Regions from separate parts of the Mus musculus genome. Here region 1 is linked to region 2. Evidence: chromatin loops called from intact Hi-C (ENCODE). Cell type or tissue: left cerebral cortex. All regions are shown on one strand. Each heading gives the region's core, and the rest is flanking DNA. Links, peaks and the distances in the headings are about the cores only.

The links. A loop is a pair of places that touch in the nucleus more often than their neighbours do. Peaks named below come from ENCODE experiments on the same cell type or tissue, not always from the same donor. Only the 100,000 strongest peaks of a DNase experiment are listed, where the experiment ranks them.
Region 1: a loop joins it to region 2, with 2.0 times the contacts of the local background. A loop is called at or near these places in 6 of 42 quality-filtered maps.

What each region holds. Positions count from the first base shown.
Region 1 is chr7:113,769,943-113,778,277 of GRCm38, reverse strand. All of the region lies in intron 1 of Spon1 (spondin 1, (f-spondin) extracellular matrix protein), which reads right to left. Among named protein-coding and RNA genes, the nearest start is that of Spon1, 8.1 kb to the right of the region's middle. In left cerebral cortex, for the core only: CTCF peaks have their summits at 4,066 (motif pointing left) and 5,959 (motif pointing left); DNase peaks (open chromatin) are centred at 3,144 and 4,039.
Region 2 is chr7:113,898,703-113,907,037 of GRCm38, reverse strand. The region is part of intron 5 of Spon1 (spondin 1, (f-spondin) extracellular matrix protein); the gene reads right to left. Among named protein-coding and RNA genes, the nearest start is that of Gm51454, 130 kb to the left of the region's middle. In left cerebral cortex, for the core only: no CTCF peak of the experiment used is centred there; DNase peaks (open chromatin) are centred at 444 and 4,952.

The DNA of each region.
Region 1 (8,335 bases), core at 67-8,066, 130 kb after region 2:
TACACACGAAGATAGGAAACTGAAGGAGACCCCTGTGGGTCCTCCTACCCTGACCATGTGGCCAATCCCCTGTCTCCCTCCATAAACACCATCAACTGAGCCCAGATCCAGTCTGCCTCCGTGCCCTAGTCTCCAGGGATGTGCCTCACGCTGAGCTGATCAGGACCCACTTCCCTGGGATGCTTCATCTTGGAGTTAAAGGGTAGGGGCCCTTCTTTAGTCACAGAACTAGCCAAGAGAGTCTTCACTAAAGGTTGTTGGCAAATAGCCATTCTGTCATTTGGAGAAAATTTATTTATAATAAAGAAAATAAGGAAGGCAATAGCCGGAAGCCCAGCTAATAGATAAAGAATGAAAGAGAGCAAACCAGGTGGAAGGGAAGGGTGGGAAGGGGAAGAAACACGGAGCAGGTAGGCAGATGGGCGATGAGTCTGTGCTCCCAGCTCCATTTATGCCTAAAGCCAGACCCAGCTCTGGGCTGCCCAAATATGGGGATCACTGTGCCCTGTCCCTTGTCCCGGTTAATTGATGCTGTCCTATTGGTTGCAATGAAAAGCTCCTGACTGACTTGGAAGCAAAGCATAGGCAAATCTGCATGGACTGTAGGAATCCCAGCCGTCTAAGTGCCGTCTAAGAGACTGTGACAAAATGCCTGAGGAAAACCAATGAAAGGAGAGGGTTCTTTTGGGGTTCATGGCTTCTAAGGATTCTGTCCATCTGCATGTGTTAGCTCCACTGTTGTTAGGCCTGTGGCAGGGGAAAAGCATCAGGGGAGGAAGCCAAGCTAGAAGGAGCTGTTTACCCCCATGGTAGCCAGGAAGCAGGTGGTGGGGGTAAGAGAAGGGAGGGGGAGGGGGAGGAGAAAAGGAAGAATAGGGAGAGGGAGAGGGAGAGGGAGAGGGAGAGGGAGAGGGAGAGGGAGAGGGAGAGGGAGAGGGAGAGGGAGAGGGAGAGGGAGAGGGAGAGGGAGAGGGAGAGGGAGAGGGAGAGGGAGAGGGAGAGGGAGAGGGAGAGGAGACATAGACACATAGACAAGACAGATTCTTTGAAGCGACTCTGGCCAGCTTGAATGTGGCAAGCATGGCTTGCCCTTCCCCCGCAACACCCCCCCCCCACGACCTTGCTAAAATGTTAGATTACATTTTTATTTGGCCACTTCCTTCTCCTGAGGCTGACAACCAAGGTCCAGCTCTCAAAGTATTGAAGTCCAGCAATAAAAAGCCCCCTTTGGCTCACCTAACTAACATGGCCAATTAAAATTAAACACCCTATCCTAACATCCTTGTATCTTTATAACGTGCCATTTTCCTATATGCCAAGTCTGTCTTCCCTCTATCTAGAGGCAGTCCTTTGTCCCACTTCTCTCTGGGACAACCCCCCCCCCCCTGCACTTGCCCCTTTGCTCCCGTCTCCTTTGCTCGCTCCCCCCTTCTCCCTCTTCCTCTATCTGCTCTCTTTGCCCTGAGTCCCTGCCCTCTGTCCCTCCATCTTGCCCCTTTGCTCCCCTCTCCTTTGCTCGCTTCCCCCTTCTCCCTCTTCCTCTATCTGTTCTCTTTGCCCTGAGTCCCTGCCCTCTGTCCTTCCATCTTGAGGATCTGAGCCCACACTTTTCCTTTCACTCCTCCGGAACATCCAGTGACCTGCTTTATCTGACCAGGCTGTGAGAGTTAATTCTGACAGAACCCAAAACCTGGGTAGAAAGTCTCTGGAAGGGACTATCTAGATCAGGGTGGGCAGTGAACGTGTCTGTGGGGATTGTCTTTAACCAATGTGTATGAAGACCCAGCTACAAAGTAGGCAACAGGGTTCCCTGGTTTGGGCCCTGGACTGTGTAAGACCAGAGAGACCTAGCCTTACATGAGCACTAACATGCATGCATGCACTCTCTTTCTGCTCTTGAATGTGTGTGACATGAATTGCTCCCTCAAGTTCCTGTTTTAACTTCCTACAATGATGGACTACAACCTAGACTTGTAAGCCAAAAAAATCTTGTCTCCCCTAAATTTCTTTTGGAGGAGCGAGCGGTTAGGGTATTTTATCATAGCAACAGAAATGCAATGAGAACATATGGTTACCTATGCTGTCATTAAATCATGAATCCTTCAGTGAATCAATCACTAATTAGGTCAGAGTCTTCAGGGTCCAATTACTTCCTCAAAGACCATTGGTTGTCAATCAGGCCTTAGGTACACAAAACCGCAAGGGGCATTTTAGAGTCACACCATAAGACCTAGGAAACTGTATTCATAAGTATACTGGGGTGAGTGACCGGGAGATGGCAATCAGTTGACAAATGTCATTGGGGTGACAACAGGATGTTTACTTCAAAGTGCTGAACCAGATGTAAGCTTTAGGCAAAGACCTTAAAGGGTGGCTATGATCTCAGTTCTAAGCTCTAGTCTGCTCAAGATTCCAACGAGCAGTTTAGATAAAGGCTCATTAGGCCTGTTTATAAGAACTGTGGCTAGTCTAAAACAACATTATGTAGGTAAACCTCCCTGTGACAGAATCATGAATGACTGACCAGAAATTATGCTAGAAGTTCAATGGGAAAGCACATCAAATATGTTCAGGGTGGGGCTGGGGTCGGGGTGGGGCACACAAGCCTATAATCTCAGTTCAGAGGCTGGGGGCTGAGGCAAGAGGTTCCTGAGTTAGAGGCTGGCTTAGGTTTATAGAGAAAAACAAGACCTTGTCACAATTCCCTCTCCAAGCTGACCAGTCACAGCACAGGCTAATCTACCAGTTTTCTCTTACAGTAACACAGCATCAGAGACAGTTAGCAGAGAAACAAGTCATTTTAGGTTACAGTTTTGGGGATATAGCACAGGGTCTCATGGCACCATGGTTTGGGGTCTGTTGTGGGAGTTCTCCATTATGGCAAGGGCATGTGGTAGGAAAATCTGCTCAGAACATGAGCTACGAATTAGGGAGAAGGTGAGAGACTGGAGGTATGACCGCATCTCCTCAGAGGTTACAGCACCTCCCTACAGCAGCATCCTGGAGACCAAAGCCCCTGTAGACCTTTTGGAAATATTATCCATAGATGCACAACCCATAGCAGTTAGGAAGCACAGCAACCTTCCAAGAAACTAGCAAGCATCAGAGTTGGCTGCAGGTTGAGCGTGATTCCAGAGCATGACGGGGCTGCCAAGAAAGCAAACACAGCCCTGGCAAGCTCACACACACACACACACACACACACACACACAGTGTCCAGGACAGGAAGAAAACCATTCTGTCCCTATCAGAGCACATCTGGAGTACAAAGCACAGGAAGAAGGAATGTCTCCCATAGGAATGACTGAAGAAATAGGACATGGCATTTTAGTCAGAAGAGAAGCCAGGGTAGAGCGCTATTTACCCATATGCACTGCAAGGGCTGACATATGGCCAAGGAAACACCTTATTTTGTGTGATTTCAAAGATCAAGGGACTGAGGATGTGTGGACGTCCAATGGGAGGCAGCTGAGAAGAACGGTGAGGTCAGCGTAGCTCTAACTTCTCCAGGCTGTGAGCGTTGCTGCCCAAAGGGGCTCTTGGTTGTCCTCTGCACCCCTTCCACGTCACCAAGGCAGAGGATCGTACCAGCCCTGAGTGTATGCCAGAGGTGTGCTCTTCAGTTTCATCTTACTATAACATAATTCCAGAAGCCACTGACGTATAAAGGAAACAGGGTATTCCTCAGGAACAGAATAGGACCATAGTGTGGGATACTGAGACTGAAGACAAGATAGGTGGTGTTGGGGAAGCATAGGAAATGGAAAATATAGAAAAGAAAAAATATATAGTCCTGAAAGCCAATCCTTTGCTGGGTTTGCCAATCCTTACAGATGGTTTCAGGAAAATTCACCTTAACAGTCTGTGTCTGGGCTTGAGTGTCTGCTCTGAGAGCGCAGGTGTGGGCTAGCAGCCCCTCCCTCTGCCTGTTACCCTCTGTCGCCTTGCTCCTCACTTCTGCAGCCTCTCTCAAAGAGTCGCCCTCTCCTTGCATGCATCTGCAGGTCACCCACCTCCAGCCTGTCCCAGGGCAACAGCTGTTCTTTCTCTCTGCTGCCACCCTCTGGACAGCCTTGACTTCTTCCAGTGCCATCCTCTGGTGCTCACCTTTCCGGTCGAGGAAGATATGATTTCCCTAGTCTAGCTGATCTAAGAAGGAGAGGGTGCAGATCTTACACCGGAACCTTTGGGTTTAAATGGCGCCCCCCCCCCAACAAATAATGATTTAATGCCTGCTGGCCATACATAATTCTGGGTACTGGAGATAAAATAAGAAAGACAAGGGCTTTGCTCTCATAAAGCGCATATTCTAGATAGAGGAGGCAGATGATAAACATGATTATTTCAGAGAGAGCTTCAGGGCGCGAAGAAAATAAATCGGGGGGGGGAACCCAATGGGAAACATAAAGTGGTGGTCAGAGAAGCCTCTTTATAGATGCGACTTAATACCCAAGACTTAGAGGGGATGAATCAGTCATATGGAAGTCTAGGAGCAAAACTATGTCCCTTGGTGTTTCTTCCCATTTGCTTTCAGAGAGTGATTAAGAAGCCCAGAGAGGCGAAGAGGAGAAGTGGGTGGGGCGGCGCAGAGCACCTGGCCATTATTTTCAACTGGATCCTGATTCTAGCTCCACCCACTTCCTCCTCCCCTCCCCCAACTCCACCGGATGCCTGGTTCCTGAAAGTCTCCTCTGATCTCTCTCACACAAGTTGTAAACCCTAGAACCTGCGTGCCGCCATCCTTTCTCTAAATTTCCATGGTAGTTTGAGCATGTCAGATACCTGGAGCTTGCTGGCAAAAGACTTGGGGCGGGGGGCCTGTAGGGGGGCGCTTCACTCCTTGCCTCGACCTGTCTGAGCCTCAGAAGACCTTTGGGAAGATGGGACATTTTATGCCAGCAAAGATTTACCAGCATCTTATGGAGTTTTTGTGAGAGTCTAATTCTAGATGTTCTGAGGTAGATGAATTAGAGAAAGAGATGAGGTGGGGACACACACACACACACACACACACAGACACACATACACACACGCGCGCATGACTCTAGGTAGGTAGACTCCACTCCACTAACTGCATGCTCCTGAGCATGCCACGTGGCCTCAGTTTCCCTCACAATCACATGGTAAGGACTTACTTGCCTGCCAGTATTTAAGGAGGAGAAACCAAGAGCTTTCTCTGCAATTGAAGAAGCGCAGATCACTTCCAGTGCTGGAGGGAGAACAGCACTGGACTTACCAAGAAATGCCAGCTTCCTTCTCTTCCCCGCTAATGGAAATATTTGGAGAGGCACATAAATCAGACCAGACTGGGGCTGCTCTCCGTGGTGTATGCAATGCACTGTTTCAAGGGATCGTGAAGGGATAATTTTGACTTAAGTGATTTAGACTTTCCATATGCCTCTCGAATCTCAGCCTTGGGTAGGATAGGTAGTCACTGCATTCAAATTATTTTGTTCATTTTTATTCTGAATGTCTACCCTGTGGCTTTTTCTTTTCTCATCCCACACGTGGCCATTGCTTTCTTGGTCTTTTTACTTCTTCCTTCCCTCTTTCCTTCCTTCCTTTTCTTTTTTCTGATTCCTCCTTTGTTGAGGGAAAAGTAAGATGGAATAGGCTGCCTATGCACACTTACATAAAGACAACATTTTCATATGCACAGACTCACACAAACCACGCACACATACTTACAAACACATGTCCTATACCTCTTTCTCTGTCTATGGATTCAGCCGGAACATCAGCTCAGAGCTGCACAGAGCCCATCTAGAAACCCTTCACTGAATTCTCATTCATGGAAGGAGTATGACTTTCATTAAAAGCCTGGGACAGGCTGAGAGGTGGCTTAGCTGTTAAGAGCTCTGGCTGCTCTTTCAAAGGATCTGGGTTTGGTTTCCAGCAACCACGTGTTAGCTCACAGTTGTCTCTAACTACAGTTCCTGAGGATCAAATGCCCTCTTCTGGCTATTGCAGGCACTGCATGCACATGGTACACATAACATATGCAGGCAAAACACTCAAACACAAAGATTTTTTTTAAGCAATTAAAAAAAGAAAACAGAGCACTTTTTAATTCAGTGGTTCTCAACCTTCCTAATACTGTGACTGTTTAATATAATTTCTCGTGTTATGGTGACCCCCCCAATCATAAAATTATCTTTGTTGCGACTTCATAACTGAAGTTTTGCTACTGTTACGAATTGAATGTAAATGTCTGTGTTTTCTGCTGGTCTTAGGTGACCCATGTGAAAGGGTCATTTGACACCAAAGGGGTTGCAACCCACAGATTGATAAACACTATTCTACTGATTGTTCCCCCGAATCTATTTTTCCTTAATCTTAAAAAAAAATAAAATAAACCCCTCTCCTCAACACGATATGCTACATGGAGCTTGGATGTGAGAGCAAGTTGGCTACAATGATCCTTGGAGAGAGAGGTCCAATAAAGCAACCTGAAGCTCAGTTGTGTTGGCTAGCATCCAATAGAAAGACACATATGTAAAATGGGTGAAATTAATGTTAGCAACATATGCTCTTTAACTTGACTGATATATATATATATATATATATATATGTATATATATATATATATATATTTCATTTTAATATAGGATCCACTTGAAAGTTGTTAATAAGAGCCATGCACGAATTCACATGACCCCTTCAATAACATTCCAGCATATCTTATCTCAGACTATCATACATACGGTATGTAATGGTCTTGCTGTGGTAGCAGCTACCTGTTGGTTAGCAGAGACCTAGAAGAGGGAAGAGCAATGAGGCAGAAGGAGCCTGGGTTCCTGCCTGACACTGTGAAGTCTCGGCTGGCTTTCCATTGATCTCAGCTGAAATCATTTGTTTGGGGGTCTCTTAGCTTGGTTATGTCTATTCTGTAAAGACTGTAAATGAGTGATGTGGTAGTAAACTTCCCGGGCACCTGTATCTCCTGCTAGCCTATGGTTCCGGTTAAAAGAGTCGGCTGGGATGGGCTTACCTGGGCTTGAGAAAGCGCTCAGGTTGTAAACTTTGAAAAACTTAAATTAGATATGCCTTGCTTTATATGTTTTGATGTTTCCTCACTGCCTGAAACACAAAGCCATAAGCAACCTTTATAATCTTTAAACATTGGACTTGAGGCAACTTTTGAATTCTGTTTTCCCTTCTGAGTTTTCCAGACAGGTTCTCACTATATATCTCGAAGTTGTCTTCAAACTTATGATCCTCCTCCCTCAGCTATTTTTTTTTTTTTTTTTTGATGCCTGGGATGTGAGCACGTGCACGGTATCCTTTGGTTTTTATTATCAGTTTGAAGTAAATGTTTATTAAAGGGGGACAATAATTTAGAGTTTAAAAATCACATAATAAAAGGAAGGAATAATACAAGAACAGGAGAGAGATGGGATCGCTCTTTAGAAAAGCAAACCACAACAAAAGAAATCATTTATTTAAGAGGGTCTTTCCCAGCTTAAGTTTCTCAGCTCCTACATACATTATGCTCAAATACAAGCATCTGCAAGCCTAGTTATAAAACAACTGCATGTAAATGAAACAACTTATCAGGTTAGGTTTTGTCCCCCACCTACTTTGCCTTCTCATGAAGAGAATCCATTCAAGACTGAGGAGGTCCTGCATGGCCTAAACTGAACCTCTGCTTATGGGGAAAGGCAATACTGAAGTCTATTTAAAAAGGAAGACAGAAGGAGGAAGTGCTGGAAGACTCCATTGCTTTATGACTCTGTGTCCCCTGGTGTGATTGCCAAAATTTGTTGACTCAGTTCCCCTTCAAGGAAGTCTCACTACTCAGAAGGCTGAGGCTAGCCCAGTAAACTGCTTCTACTCCCAAGTCAGTTAAGAGTTGGCATAGAGGACTAGTGAAGAGCTGGGTCCTGTCTCACACTTTGACTGTGAGGAGCCTTTCTGGTGCTCAGTTTCATCTATAAAACAGGAACAGAATAAACTGCAGGACTGTGAGGAACAAGGGAGCCGAGTGAGGAGAAGTTAGCACAACGTCTTCTCTGTTGTTAGAATCCTCTCATAACATGTATCTCTGTGTATTTATATATGTGCACACACAAACATACACGCTGTACCCACTGTGTGCTGACCTCTTTAATCCTTATTTCCGGTCCTCATGATGCTTTGGGGGTGCCCTCCCCCCAAATGCCCTCACTTTACAGACAGGGAAACTGGTTTAGAGACATGTCATGGATTGCCTGCAGTCACATAGTAACTATGAAGAAATCCCATCATGAACGTTTGCATCATGAAATCCTATGTATTTTCTAACAGGCTGAGGTCCCTACTCACACTGGCAGTGTGTGTCCCAAACTGGGACAAA
Region 2 (8,335 bases), core at 31-8,030:
ACAAAGTAACCAGCCACCTCATACTTCTGCCATCATGCCTTCACCACCGTAACTGACTGTGTACCTATGAACTGCAAGCCAAAAGAAACTCATCCTTCCTTAAATTGCTCCTTATTAGGTGTTTGGTTACAACAACAGGAAAAGTAGCTAGTATAAGCATCCACCTACTCCCAGGCTTCTGGGTTGAAAACTCACGTCATTCTGTCAAATAAAGCAAAGGTTCCAAAACAGTTAAGATGTTGCTCTCATCAGTGTAGACTAAGAACTAATGAAGAAAAAAAGCCTTGTAAATTGTGTTGAAAAGAAGTTTAATACTCTATTTGCAACATGAAACCCAAAAATCCCTGCAAATTGGGAAGATATTTGGCAGAACTAAAATGGCTGGCACAAAACACCAGCCTGCTAGGATTGTGAACAGTCAGCCTTCCTTGGCAGAAACAGTCCTTCAGGGTGTATTTTCTACTCATTGTTTGGAAAATGTAAGCCCTTAAATGCTGGAAGCTTCAGCAGCACTTCCTGTGTCTGATCCTGAGTCATCTTTCCATGGTTTTAGAACATACACACTATCGTTTCCTATGATTAGTATATATACTTAAAACATTTCCTTTAAAATGAAAGGGGTTTTGTTTTGTTTTTGTTTTTGTTTTTTGTCAATAACAGATCGGCGCTGAGGCCGGTGGGTATATTGAGAGTCCCAACCACCTCTATCTGTCTTTCCCTGAAGTCTCTCAAAAAATTGTAGAAGTGTCTAAATTTAATCTCAACATTGAATAAACAGGATATGATGGCACACGTCTGTAATCCCAGCTGGAGGCAGAGGATCAGAAGTTCAGAGTTGTTTTTGGTACAGTCTGAGATACATAAGACTTCATCAAAAAAAGAAAAAAAAAACCACCATGGAAAACCAGAATAAAACAAGGAGGACACAGAAAATAGAGGGTAGAGGAAAGAGTGTGTTTTCCATATAGAAGGGTTTGCCCAGCACTCGTCCTGCCATCCAGATCATCTTGCTTTGTTTTGTTTTGTTTTGTTTTGTTTTGTTTTTTCAAGACAGGGTTTCTCTGTGTAGCCCTGGCTGTCCTGGAACTCACTCTGTAGACCAGGCTGGCCTTGAACTCAGAAATCCACCTGCCTCTGCCTCCCAAGTGTTGGGATCAAAGGCATGCGCCACCACTGCCCAGCCCATATCATCTTTAAAATGCTAAGTGCAACTGCAGGCTCCAGGATTGAGGCTAATACAAGGGAATCTTCCCCCAGAGCTTTACAGATTAAAGGAAGTAGAGTTCATTTTACCCAATGGAAGTTTGCAAGAGGGTCTAGAATTTATCCTTCGCAAGATTTTTCTCAGTATCATTTTGAGAGATAGAATGGGCCCAGGAACCTGGCCCATGTAGTCACACCTCCCCCTCCCCCCACGTCTATCTTATAGCTGTAGGTATTTAGTCTGTTTGATATAGGCTAGGTAGCAATGACCCCAGCCATGAACAAGACAAGGTCTCTGTCCTGAGGGAACAATAGTCTAATTCCAATACAGGAAACATGCCAAGCAACTCTGGCATCAGTAAGGATCGGGCAGGGTCTGGGCTGGGGTGTTGGAGTTGACAGGACACTCTCTCCCCTGGGGGATTTTCAATTATTAGGAAGGTCAGGCATCAGCCTCCACATCTTTGGTTCTTCCTTTGTTGTTGTTTTTCTTTATTTTAAAATAAAATAATAATTTCAAAATCAAGTTAAGATGTTGCTATAATACCTTAAATAAATGTAGCTTAAATTCAATGAAGAAAAAATAAGCCATGCAAATTGTGTTGAAAGAGAAGTTTAATAGTAGATTTCTAACAAGAAACCCAAGAATCCCTGGAAATTGAGACGATGTATCACTGACTGCCTGGAACTTGCTATGTATCATAGGTTGGCCTCTAACCTGAGGTCCTCCCGCCTCTGCCTCACGAGTGCTGGAGATACAGGGACATACCACCATACCAGCCCATAACAGGTTTCTTGAACGTCTGTCACGTGTTTATAAAATCCTTCCATGTGCAAATATAAACTAATGCCAAACTCCCTTTCTCCATGGAATCATTCCCCAAAATTGGCTGTGAGTTAATGTCAAAGACACTTTTACTCTGCAGCCTTTCTACTGTATAGTGGGCTTGAGAAAGCAGCTTTAATCTTTCTTCAGGATTAATCTTGAATTTTGTAAGCTTTAAATTACATGGCTATCCTCAGGAAAGCAGCAGCAGCTGTGCTAAACAGTAAGTCGCAGGAAGGGCACAAAAGGCTGTAAAGAGGCTTTGAGAATGGGAATAGCCCAGTGTGGGATGTCACGGAAGGTGCCTCAAAGCAGCGATGGCTTAGGCTGAAATAAAGGCCAAGTGAAACCTAGTTAGACACACAAAAGAAGTTGTCCCAGGGCTTAGCTAAAAGCTTCTGTTGTTCTTTTGTGTGCGTAGTGTATGTCTGTGTGTGTGAGGTGCCTGTGTGTAAGTGCGTGTGTGAGCATGAGTGTGTGTGCGTCACAGGATCTAGCTCTCAGCTACTACCCCAGTGCCATGCTTACTGTCACGCTCCCACCATGATATTTGTGGTCTAAGCTGTAAGCAAGCCCTCAGTTAGATGCTTCCTTTCATAAGAGCTGCCATGGTCATGGTGTCTCTTCACAGCAATAGAACAGTGATTAATACATCCACTAGGCCACCTCCCTAGACACTGGGTTGGCTTTCTTCTATCACCCCGGCTGTGCTTTTCGCATAACTGGTGGTCGCACAGTCTCCACTGAAGAATGACTTTTGTAGGCAAGGGAGACTGGGTGAAACTGACCTTAAGCAGTAGAAATCACAGAACATATAAATCTCAAACTCTGTTTATGTCGCATTGTTCCAAACAAGCAGGTCAGGGGCTACCAGCTTCGGTTAGCAGATGATTGGTTCCATGTGTTTGTCTGGGTTGTTGTGCAAGTGTATTTGTTATTAAATTCCTTTCTGACTGAGGACTGTGTCACTCTTTCTTCATTTCTGGTTAGGTTTTTATTATAGGACCTCTTAAACAATATCTTTTAATTTCACTTTACTTATTTTTGAAACTGAATCTCATATATCCCAGGTTGGTCTTGAACTCAAGATGTATCTGAGGATGACCTTAAACTTCTGATCCTCTCGCCTCCAACCCACATGTTAGCACTACAGATATGTGCTACCACACTCAGACTGGGGATAAAACCTTGGGCTTTGTGTATGCCAAGCAGTGCTGTACTAGTTGAGCTACATACACAGCCCCGCCTTTCCATTTTAAGCTCCTTAAGCTAAGAATGATAAAATGTATCTGAAACCCAGCTCTCTCTCCATTTGTGACATAGAGGAAGTAGAGGCTTTAGACAAAGTTATTCCTCAATGATAGAAGGACTTATCTGAGAAAGCAGCAGGAGAGCAGAGCCAACCCACTGGAAGGTTGAGAATTTGGGTGGGATAACGATAAGGCTGGAAAAACACAATAGTTACAAGATTCAGGCATCATGAGCTGTGGTTTTGGCACTGAGCTAAAAGAAACATGCATACACTCTACATGATGATACTTTTTTGATTTTTTTGAGACAGGGTTTCTCTGTGTAGCTCTGGCTACCCTGGAGCTCACTCTGTAGACCAACCAGGCTGGCCTCAAACTCAGAAATCTGCCTCCCTCTGCCTCCCAGTTGCTGAGATTAAAGGCGTGGGCCACCACTGCCCAGCTACATAACAATACCTGATAAGCTCACAGCACATGCCAAGGCTGGGAAAGGACTGGAAAATATCAGCCCACCCCACCTACTATAACACAGGGATGCACATGTAACTTTGTATACAGGAAACTGGACACAGAAGTTGAGCAGTATCTTTTTCTGGTGCTGGTTCACTTTGAACTCAGGTTACTCTTAAGACATTTCCATATGGTGTTGCGGGCATGCGTTGCTTCGTAGATGAGTAAAATGAGGCAGGAATGGGATAAGTTAATCTTCATAAAGCCTTCTAAGGAAGTCATCAGGTTAAAATGCCAAGATGGCTTCCAGGTTAGTCTAGACCATATAATACATTGTGTCTTTCAGCAGAGGACTGATGGACTCCTGGACACCCCTGTGCTATTGCTGGTGAAAGAAACAGATTACAGCCTATCCCTTCTGAAATCCTCTCTTTGAGCCCTCACATTGCTGTGACATTTGGTGTTGCGATTAAGAATTCTAGCAGAAGTCTGCTTACTGCCATCTCCTTACTCTCACTTCTTTCTCTCTCTCTCTCTCTCTCTCTCTCTCTCTCTCTCTCTCTCTCTCTCTGTGTGTGTGTGTGTGTGTGTGTGTGTGTGTGTGTGTGTGTGTGTGTTTTAAGCCTCTGCATTCAAAGCTTGTTTCCCTTCATCCCTGCTGAGGAGCTTGCCTTCAGATTACAGATCAACACTGTCAAGGCACGCAGAATTAGTCTAGGATCCCTGAACACAAGACATGGTTACCAAAAAATGTAGTCAGCAGACCAAGGATAGAACCAGAGACCAGAGAAGCAGAGTCAAAAGAATCCATGTGTGCTGGAGACAGGGCAGTCAGACAGATGGACAGACAGCTCTCTTCAAAGGTTGCTTAGGGACCCAATAAACCCCCAAAGACTGTGCCCTGAATCCCAATGTGGGTGGGCGGATAAAGGCACATTATTCCCTCCTTTGGGTTTTCCCAGGGTGTATACAACAAAGCAGATGCAATTTGCATTCAATGACTGAAAGCCGCTCACATCTGTAAACAGTAACTGTTCCAGGCAGCAAAACCCTCCAGAAACCTCTTATCCCTGTTTCGAGGAGCCAGATGTAAAGAGAAAGCCTTCTGCATCCCATTGTTCTTTCCACTTGAGCTGCAAGGACCCGGAGTCGCTCCATGTGGGGGCGAAATGTGGTGCGTTTTGCTCAGTTTAGAGGCAAGCTTATAATGTTCGAGTTTAATTAAACTCTTGCTGGCTGTTCTAAAGTTTCGCTTCCTCCCAAGCCTTTCTTCATGCATTCCCTGCAGGAAGCACTTGCTTTTCCAGTCCAATGAGGGTCATTAGGACCACATGAATATGTACAGACGCAGGAAGGTTCCAAGATGCTCGGGGCATTTGGCTCATAACTTTTAATTTAATCAATCAGCTCAGTAGTATAATAAAGGGATTTCAACAACCCCATTCCTGGACCACAGACCAGGGCTCCAGTGCAGGGCTATCTGTGTTGAGATTTCCTGTTATCTTTCGTCCCTGTCTATGGTCTTCCATTGTGAATTTAACTGAGGCTAGGGGTAAGCTGCAAGCATTTCTTTGTACTTCTGCTTTGCTTCCAACCCCAAAGCAGTAGAGTTCTTGCAGACTGAGAGGGATGTTTGCCAGGGCTGGAGTGCCTGGCACCAACCTTTGCAGAAACCCCATTTGCGCTTATAAATATCTGGCCTTTCTTGGAATAAACAATTCTTGAGGGTGTATTTCTCAACACATTGTTTGGAAAACTTGAGTTCATAAATGCTATTAGCTTCAGCAGAGTTTTGTGTGCAAATTCCTGGGTAACCATACGAAAGGCTATCACTAATGGAACTTGAGTACCCCATCCCCAAGTTCATAAGGCTTTTTTTTTTTTTTTGGTGTTTAGAATAGTTTCATGCAGAAGGAAAGACTAAATCAGCCTTTGCCCACCCCCTTCTTTTCTTTTTAAACACAAGGTTTCACTATGCAGCCCTGGCTGGCCTGGAACTCACTATATAGACCAGGTTGGCCTGGTACTGGGATTAAAGGCATGCGCCACCACACCCACCTAAGTCTTTTTTATTAATACCTACATTTCTTGAAATCACATCTTAGAGATTAGCAAACAAGCTTGAAGAAAATAGAGAAAACTGTTGGGTTGGGGCTAGCCTTGAGTCAACCCCATACTTTCCCCCATTAGGGAGATTGGTAGTGTTAGACTTATATGCCCGTGGACTTGTGACTGGCAATGAGCTCTATGTCTCCCCTACCCACACTCATATCACTGAGAACAGGTTTAAGCTACAGGAATGAGCTACAGTGATCCCGAGTTCTGGAAACTGCCAGGCAGCAGGAATGAATAGCAAGAGAGTATCAACAAGTTAACTTACTCCTTCCAGTGGTAATGGGGCTCATCCTTGAGAGACAAAATTACTTCACACAAGACAGAATTTTGGATGGTTAGTCCCAGATAGGTACATCTTAAGAAAGGATGTACTAAATAAATAAATAAATAAATAAATAAATAAAGTCCATGTTTGAGCTTCTAGGAAGAGGATGCAGGAAGGAAAGAGGCTGCAGCCTTACCAAATCCAAGACCCAATCAAACGCCAATAAAATAGCTGGAAGCAGAGGTTTAGAAGTAATCCTCAGATGTGGTTTAAATGAGAGCCTCCCATGGGCTCAGGTGCTTGAACACTTGGTCCGCAGTTGGTGGTGCTGTTTGGGTAAGTTTAGGAAGTGTGGCCTTGTTGGAGGAAATGTGTCATCAAGAGTGGGCATTGGGGTTTCAAAGCCACATGTCATTCCCAGTTCATGTTCTCTGCTTCCTTCTTATAGTTCAAGATGGAGCCCCCAGCTTCTGCTCCAGCTGTCATGCCTGCTGCTTGCTGTCACGCTTCCCTGTGCTGTCACGCTTCCCTGCCATGGTAACTCTTAGTTTCTGGAACTGTAAGGTCAAATAAACCCACCCTTTTATAAGTTGTCTGTCATGGTATTTTATCTTTCGTCTCCTTTTCTGTTCCTTCATTCTGAATTTACCTGTGGCTAGGGATAAACTGCAAGTGTTTCTTTGTGCTTCCAACCCCAAAGCAGAAGAGAACCTGCAAACTGAGAGGGATGCTTGCCAGGGCTGTGTGAGAGAAAAGCAGCTAAGACACCGTATCATCAAGAAGAGGTGAAGGAAGAGTGAGTGGCCAAGAACAAGGAACGACCAGGAGCTTTTGGCAGTGTGAGAGGAAGAAGGCACACGGAGAACCCGTACAGAGGAGGGTAGGTGTAGGAGGGAAAAATCAATAAACCGCAGAATGAAACAACAATCAAAACAGCTTTAGGAAAACTTACAGTGGTATAAGAAATGTATAAGAAAGATATTATGCCCACTTCTGAAGAGATCCTTATGGGAGGAAGGGGCAGTGGGTAGCAAGCTGTAAGCAAGGGTAAGGTCAGATACATGATTGAGTGCCATCAGAAACTGAGCAGAGAGAAAATGAAATAGCCAAACTGTGCAGAGTATGAAGAAATGAGAGGACAGAAATGGAGGATGGAGTGTTCTGGGAGAAGCAGATTCTTAAAGCAAGAGAAAGCACCCACTAAGCACACTGTTCACACAGAACAAATGCATTGCATCTACTTGTGGAATTAATGGGGTAAGAGCAAAGGACAAAAGACAGAGAAATAAAAATAAAAGACCAACTAGAAGAAAAATATCCATGTTAATAAAATAGATGGAGGTATGAGCTGAACCTTCAGATTCAATTAACATAGCTCAGATAAAAACAAATCATGAAACACTTCGGCTGCAAATGAAAAACACACATCGAACAAGGAGCAAAGCTGCAGACTCCTTGTAGGAATCTGGTCATGAGTGAATGAAGAACAGGTTTCTTCACTGAGATGGAAAAACCACATACAAAGCATGCAGTAAATGCTGTAATGGACACCCAAGGCTAATTCTTTTTCTAGTTCCAACTCCGTCAGGGATTTCTGTTGTTGTTAGAGGGTACGTGCGTAAAAATAGATGTAATGGTGAAAACGTAAAATCCAGTGTGAAGCTTTGCAGCTTCAGAATGGCTCTACTAACTGTACAGAAGTTCATGGAGACATATAGACTCTGAGCCTGGTTAATTTTGCAGTGTGATGTTATTTTTATTTGCAAGTTCTTTATAATAAAGTTTTAATAAAAAAAGGATTTGGGTTTTTAATCCAGTTATTTTCCAAGTGAAAATATTTTTACAAATGTTCAGATGTGAGAAATAAAATCACTCACTAATGAACAAGCACTGGCTTACTATTTTCCTCTGAAAATAGGAGTTCTTAAAAGAGGAAAGATAATGTTCTAAAAGACTGCAAGAAATCCTGAATTAATAAGTATTTATTGATGACATACATAAATAATTAAAACTAATAACAGAACTATTGTTTGGAAACGGACTTTCCAGCTAAGAACTGTCAGGATAAAAGCAGAGTGAAATAAACAAACTAAGCACCAAATGAAATCAGTGTAAATTGGAAATGGGAAGAGCTATGAAAATTAACCTTAAAACTTTCCCATAAAGTGAAGCAAAGACACTGCTCTAATGAGCAGAGGGTATATAGAAAAAACAGAAAGGAAATCC